2 separate regions of the Homo sapiens genome follow, and region 2 is linked to region 1. Evidence: read pairs that join two places in POLR2A ChIA-PET (ENCODE). Cell type or tissue: MCF 10A. All regions are shown on one strand. Each heading gives the region's core, and the rest is flanking DNA. Links, peaks and the distances in the headings are about the cores only.

The links. Peaks named below come from ENCODE experiments on the same cell type or tissue, not always from the same donor. Only the 100,000 strongest peaks of a DNase experiment are listed, where the experiment ranks them.
Region 2: POLR2A ChIA-PET joins it to region 1 with 6 read pairs; 1 of 35 experiments calls an interaction of 5 or more read pairs at or near these places.

What each region holds. Positions count from the first base shown.
Region 1 is chr14:74,060,874-74,063,789 of GRCh38, reverse strand. The region is part of intron 11 of BBOF1 (basal body orientation factor 1); the gene reads right to left. The region is part of intron 11 of ALDH6A1 (aldehyde dehydrogenase 6 family member A1); the gene reads left to right. Among named protein-coding and RNA genes, the nearest start is that of ALDH6A1, 22 kb to the left of the region's middle. In MCF 10A, for the core only: no CTCF peak of the experiment used is centred there; DNase peaks (open chromatin) are centred at 739, 1,489 and 1,619.
Region 2 is chr14:74,487,357-74,490,272 of GRCh38, reverse strand. All of the region lies in intron 1 of NPC2 (NPC intracellular cholesterol transporter 2), which reads left to right. Among named protein-coding and RNA genes, the nearest start is that of NPC2, 4.5 kb to the left of the region's middle. RefSeq lists an enhancer at 1,284-2,483. In MCF 10A, for the core only: no CTCF peak of the experiment used is centred there; a DNase peak (open chromatin) is centred at 1,262.

The sequences.
Region 1 (2,916 bases), core at 417-2,916:
GGTTCAAGCAATTCTCCTGCCTCAGCCTCCCAAGTAGCTGGGATTACAGATGCCCACCACCACACTTGGCTAATTTTTGTATTTTTAGTGGAGATAGGGTTTCACCATTTTGGCCAGGCTGGTCTCGAATTCCTGACCTCAGGTGATCCGCCTGCCTCAGCCTCCTAAAGTGCTGGGATTACAGGCATGAGCCACCACAGCCAACCAGGATACCTTCTTTATGCCTTAAATTTATTCACGTATAAAATGAATAACAATAGTACCTATGTATTTCATAACATTGTAAGGACTGAATTATCACTATTGGCCAGGTGCAGTGGCTTACGCCTGTAATCCCAGCACTTTGGGAGGCTGAGGCAGGCAGATCACCTGAAGTCAGGAGTTTGAGACCAATCTGGCCAACATGGCAAAACCCCCTCTACTAAAAATAAAACAATTAGCCAGGTGTGGTGGCAGGTGCCTATAATCCCAGCTACTCGGGAGGCTGAGGCAGAAGAATCCTTTGAATCTGGGAGGCGGAAGTTGCAGTGAGCCGAGATTGCACCACTGGACTCCAGCCTGGGCAACAGAGCAAGACTCCATCTCAAAAAAAAAAAAAAGAAGAATTATTACTATTGCCACATCGGCCAACAGGTGCATATGTCCCGAGGCAGGAAGAAGCATGGCACATTCAGACAGCGGAAATGGGCTGGGGCACAGTGAGCAAATGAGAAGAAAAGGAAGAAATGAAGTTAGAGAGGCAGGCAGGGGTTGAGTCATGTAGGGCTCTTTAAGCCATTTAAAGAAGCCCTCATCAGACTGTAGTTGTTATCTACTTATCTGCAGTACCTGGAACAGAGCAGGCTGCCCAAACATTTGTTGAACAAATAGGCTAGGGGAAGTTCTTTCTAGTCATAGGACTAGAGCCATTTTGAAACCTTCATTAATAAATTACATGTTTTGTTATACAAGTCTCCCCTTTTATAGGTTGATTTTTTTTTTCTGTGCCAGCTATGTGCTGCCACAGGGCGAGGGATGTGGGGCTTTTTTATTTTATTTATGTTTGGGTTATTAAAAAATTAACAATGGGATTGCATAGCATTATGACAGTGTGGCCAAATGGTTAAGAAGTCAACACTTTGGTATTTGGAGGTTGATTATATAGTTTGTATATTAGTCACAGCTTTTGGTTTTTTGTTTTGGGGTTTTTTTGATGGAATCTTTCTCTGTCACCCAGGCTGGAGTATAGTGGCATGATCTTGGCTCACTGCAACCTCAGCCTCCAGGGTTCAAGCAATTCTCGTATCTATGCCTCCCGAGTAGCTGGGATTACAGGCACGTGCCACCACACCCGCCAATTTTTGTATTTGTAGTAGAGACGGGGTTTCGCCATGTTGGCCAGGCTGGTCTCGACCTCCTTACCTCAGGTGATCTGCCTGCCTCGGCCTCCCAAAGTGCTGGGATTACAGGAGTGAGTCACCGCACCCGGCCTAGTCACAGCTTTTGTAAAAATGACTAATTTGATACTAGTAACATTTCTTTTAAGCAAAACAGAGTACAACTATTGTTTAAAAATTGTTCCCTGCCCACCCTCTCCATTTATTTATTTTTTTGAGATGGGAGTTTTGCTCTGTTGCCCAGGCTGGAGTGCAATGGTGCATTCTCGGCTCACTTGCAACCTCCACCTCCCAGGTTCAAGCAATTCTGCCTCAGGCTCCACCACGCCCAGCTTTTTTTTTTTTTTTTTTTTTTTTTTTTTCCCAGTAGAGACGAGGTTTCGCCATGTTGGGCCAGGCTGGTCTTGAGCTCATGGCCTCAAGTGATCCGCCTACCTCAGCCTCCCAAAGTGCTGATATTACAAGTGTGAGCCACCGCTCCTGGCTGCACCCCCCAGTTTAATTATTATAAATTACTCTGGTAATCTGGTAAAATGTCATTCTAGCTTGCTAGTAATTATATAAGTGTTAGATCTGCACAATGTATTCTCTTTTGCTCAAGCCTACTCTTATAAACTATATCTATATATAGAGAGAGTTAAATATGCTGAATTTTTGGGCTCACATGTTATAGGTAATTGAGAAGTGAATTTGTATAATGTCAGACATTTTACTTTAGATTTCTAAGATACTTTGGGTTTGCCACTTCAATATAGAGCTCATGATCTCTGATAATTATCAGAAATGGCCGCTGGGTACAGTGGCTCATGCCTGTGATCCCAGAACTTTGGGAGACCAAGACTGGCGGATCACCTGAGGTCAGGGGTTCAAGACCAGCTTGGCCAACATGGTGCTAGCCAACATGGGCTAATCTGAAATTAGCCCTTCTCTACTAAAAATACAAAAATAGCTGGGCATGGTGGCACACACTTGTAATCCCAGCTATTCAGAAGGCTGAGGCAGGAGAATCACATGAACCTGGGAGGCAGAGGTTGCAGTGAGCCAAGATCACACCACTGCACTCCAGCCTGGGCAACAGAGCAAGACTCTGTCTCAAAATAAATAAATAAATAAATAAATGGCCTACTATATAATAGCTGGGGGCACGGTGGCTCACACTTGTAATTCCAGCACTTTGAGAGGCCGAGGAAGGCGGATCACTTGAGGCCGGGAGTTCGAGACCAGCCTGGCCAACATGGTGAAACCCCATCTCCACTAAAAATACAAAAATTAGCCAGGCGTGGTAGCAGGTGCCTGTAATCCCAGCTACTCGAGAGGCTGAGGCAGGAGAGCTGCTTGAACCCGGGAGGCAGAGGTTGCAGTGAGCTGAGATCATGCCACTGCACTCCAGCCTAAGTGACAGAGCAAGACTCCATCTCAAACAAAAAAGAAAGAAATACTAGTTTCAGCATAATAATGATGGCTAAGGTTTGATTGTTTACTATCTGCCAGGTATTATGTTAAATGTTTTAGATCAATTATCTTAGGAACAATATATATT
Region 2 (2,916 bases), core at 251-2,750, 430 kb before region 1:
GTTCCACCCAAGGGTAGGTACAGGCAGCAAAGAACATCTACTTAGATTTCTGAGTTCATATCATACTTTTATAGTACTGAGCTAATCTGGTGACTGACTGCATAGCAGATAATGTACTCTCAACCTGCAGTTTGCCTCTGTCTTCATGCATTCCACTTTTGAGACAGAAAGAGTCCATCCTATTGGCTAGAAACATAATTTCTATCCACAAAGTATATTTGAGGTGAGAGGTCCAGTTTTTGTGTCAGAAGGGAACTTGCTAACCTACCCAGGAGCAGCTATTCTAGATTAAACTCATGGACTAAATCCAGATATGATAATAATAGTAAATATATGTATCACTATGTTCCAAACACTTACCTAAGATCTGTATTTGTGTTAGCTCAGCTACACCATTATCTCCAGAGAGGTAAAGTATCTTGCCTTGAGGCTATACAGTAAGTAGCAGAGATAGTGAGATTTCAAACCCAGGCATCCGGCACCAGAGTCTGCCTCTCAGCAATGATGGCTGAATGGCAGAACTTAACTTACCCTGTTACAGGCACTGTTATCAGGCAGTTCACCTGCATTCTCTCCCATTCAACTGCCCAGTCTCTGGGGCAGGAGGAAATGGGATTTTTAAAGGCTTTATTTAAACCTTTTTTGGTCAAGCATTTATTGTATACAAGTACTTTTGTCCTTGGTTAGACTGAGATTAAAATACATACATACACACACAGACACACACACACACACTTATTTTAAGAACGCAGGTTCCCAAAATCGAGTATACATCTGTAGATTGCAGATGTGTGCTTAAAATCAGTTTTTGAAACTACTTAGAAACAACCTGGACAAGTCAGATGAATCCAATTTCTTTTCTTAAATTTTTTAATTTTGAAAAATATGTATTTGTTTTGAGGATTCCCAGGGATAAATCCTATTTCTGACTCTTTCTAGTACCTTCTTAGGTCTCATCCTTATGTTTTTAACATATGCAGTATTTGCAAGTGTATCATTCCCAGCAGCTATATAGACCTAGGCCAAGTTAATATTTCAGAGGAAATGAAACCCAGACTCAGGTAGCAGTATTCTTCTTTAATGCAGCTGGCACTTCTGCCATCTTGGCTGTGTGAGTCAGTGCTATTTGGAGTTAAGCTTAACTTGTGCCCTAAGCTTGTACTGAAACTATAAAGACCTTAACCTCTGTACTCCTCTTCATCCCCTTGATTCTTGGAAAAAATCCAGATCTTAACAACCTTAGTCAAGATTTAAGGTACTTCCTGTTGTTTTTGGAGCCAAAATATTTCATGACTCATAAGTGGGCCTTAAAGAACAGGACTAAATCATTGAAGAAACTGCAGAAGTGCAGTGAAAATGGTGCAGTTCCCAATTCAGAAGTGGGAGGTAGTTCCTCTCTTAAGGGTCATTCCTAGTTCAGAGATGGTAGGTGGTTTTTCTGTTTAGGGTCACTCCTCTGTTCAGTGTTAAGTGGTAGTTCCTCTTAAATTCCATAGTCTGCTTACTCGGAAGTGAGTAGGCTTCTGGAATCAGTCTTATTTTATTTTATTTTATTTTTTGAGACAGAGTCTTGCTCTGTCACCCAGGCTGGAGTGCAGTGGCGCAATCTCGGCTCACTGCAACCTCTGCCTCCCCAGTTCAAGCGATTCTCCTGCCTCAGCCTCCTGAGTAGCTGGGATTACAGGTGAGCACCACCATACCTGGCTAATTTTTGTATTTTTATTAGAGACGAGGTTTCACCATGTTGGTCAGGCTGGTCTCGAACTCTTAACCTCTTGATCCACCTGCCTTGGCCTCCCAAAGTGCTGGGATTATAGGCATGAGCCACCATGCCCACCCTTGAATCAGCCTAATTTTAAAAGCCAAGACTGATATTCTGACACTTTTCATCGTTTTACCTATACCTTTAATAGTGCTGCTTATTTCTCTAGGAAGTCAAGTTGGGGTGAAAGAAAGAAGGGATTCCAGGAAGACAAAATACTGGGCAAAGGATTTACCAGCAGTTTGGGAGAAAGGGTACAAAATCTGGATAGAAGATACTTCATCACTGAAAATCACAGAGGATATAGGGGTTGAACCTCTACGATAGAAAGAGAATCATGGTGAGGGGCAAAGAGGCGATGCTGAATTAAGAAACCTGAAAAGTTGAGTTTGAGACAGACCTTCATCCAGAGTCCTCAAGTAGTTCTCAGATGCAAATTTCCTTGGGGTGTCCTTCCATTCATCAACATGGCTGCGTATTTAAAGCTTCTTTCAGGTTCCGGTAACAAGGGCTTCCAAGTCAGGCCCACCCATTGAGTCTTCGATCTGCCCCTTCCAGGCAATGTGACCTTGGACAAATCTCAGTAATCTTTGCTCTTCTGGTTTCTAACCCCTAAAACAAGGATGATAAATACCATTGTTGTGAGATGTTTTCTTCAGATGCCTCTGCTTTCCTTCATTCTTGCTAGTCAAGGTACAATTTCCATAGAGTCTAAAAATGAATGATTCAGGAACTAAAAACTCTTGAAGCCAGATTCAAGAAAGGTTCAGTCTGTTTTGGGATCTGGCAGACTTTCCAAGCAATAATAGCAGACTCCCTCAATCAGTGTTTGCTCATGTAGAACTTGAGGTAGAAAGATGTTGTAATTCATTTCTGATCTTCCTCCGCGGAGTTTCAGGCTCTACATTTGCTTTCTAGCTGTTTCCGCATAAAGTGCGGTTTTTGGCCAGGTGCGGTGGCTCATGCCTGTAATCCCAGGACTTTGGGAGGCCAAGGTGGGCAAATTGCTTGAGCCTAGGAGTTTGAGACCAGCCTGGGCAACATGGTGAAACCCTGTCTCTACAAAACACAAAAATTAGCCGGGTGTGGTGGTGCATGCCTATTGTTCTAGCTACTCAGGAGGATGGAGTAGGAGGATCACTTGAGCCTGGGAC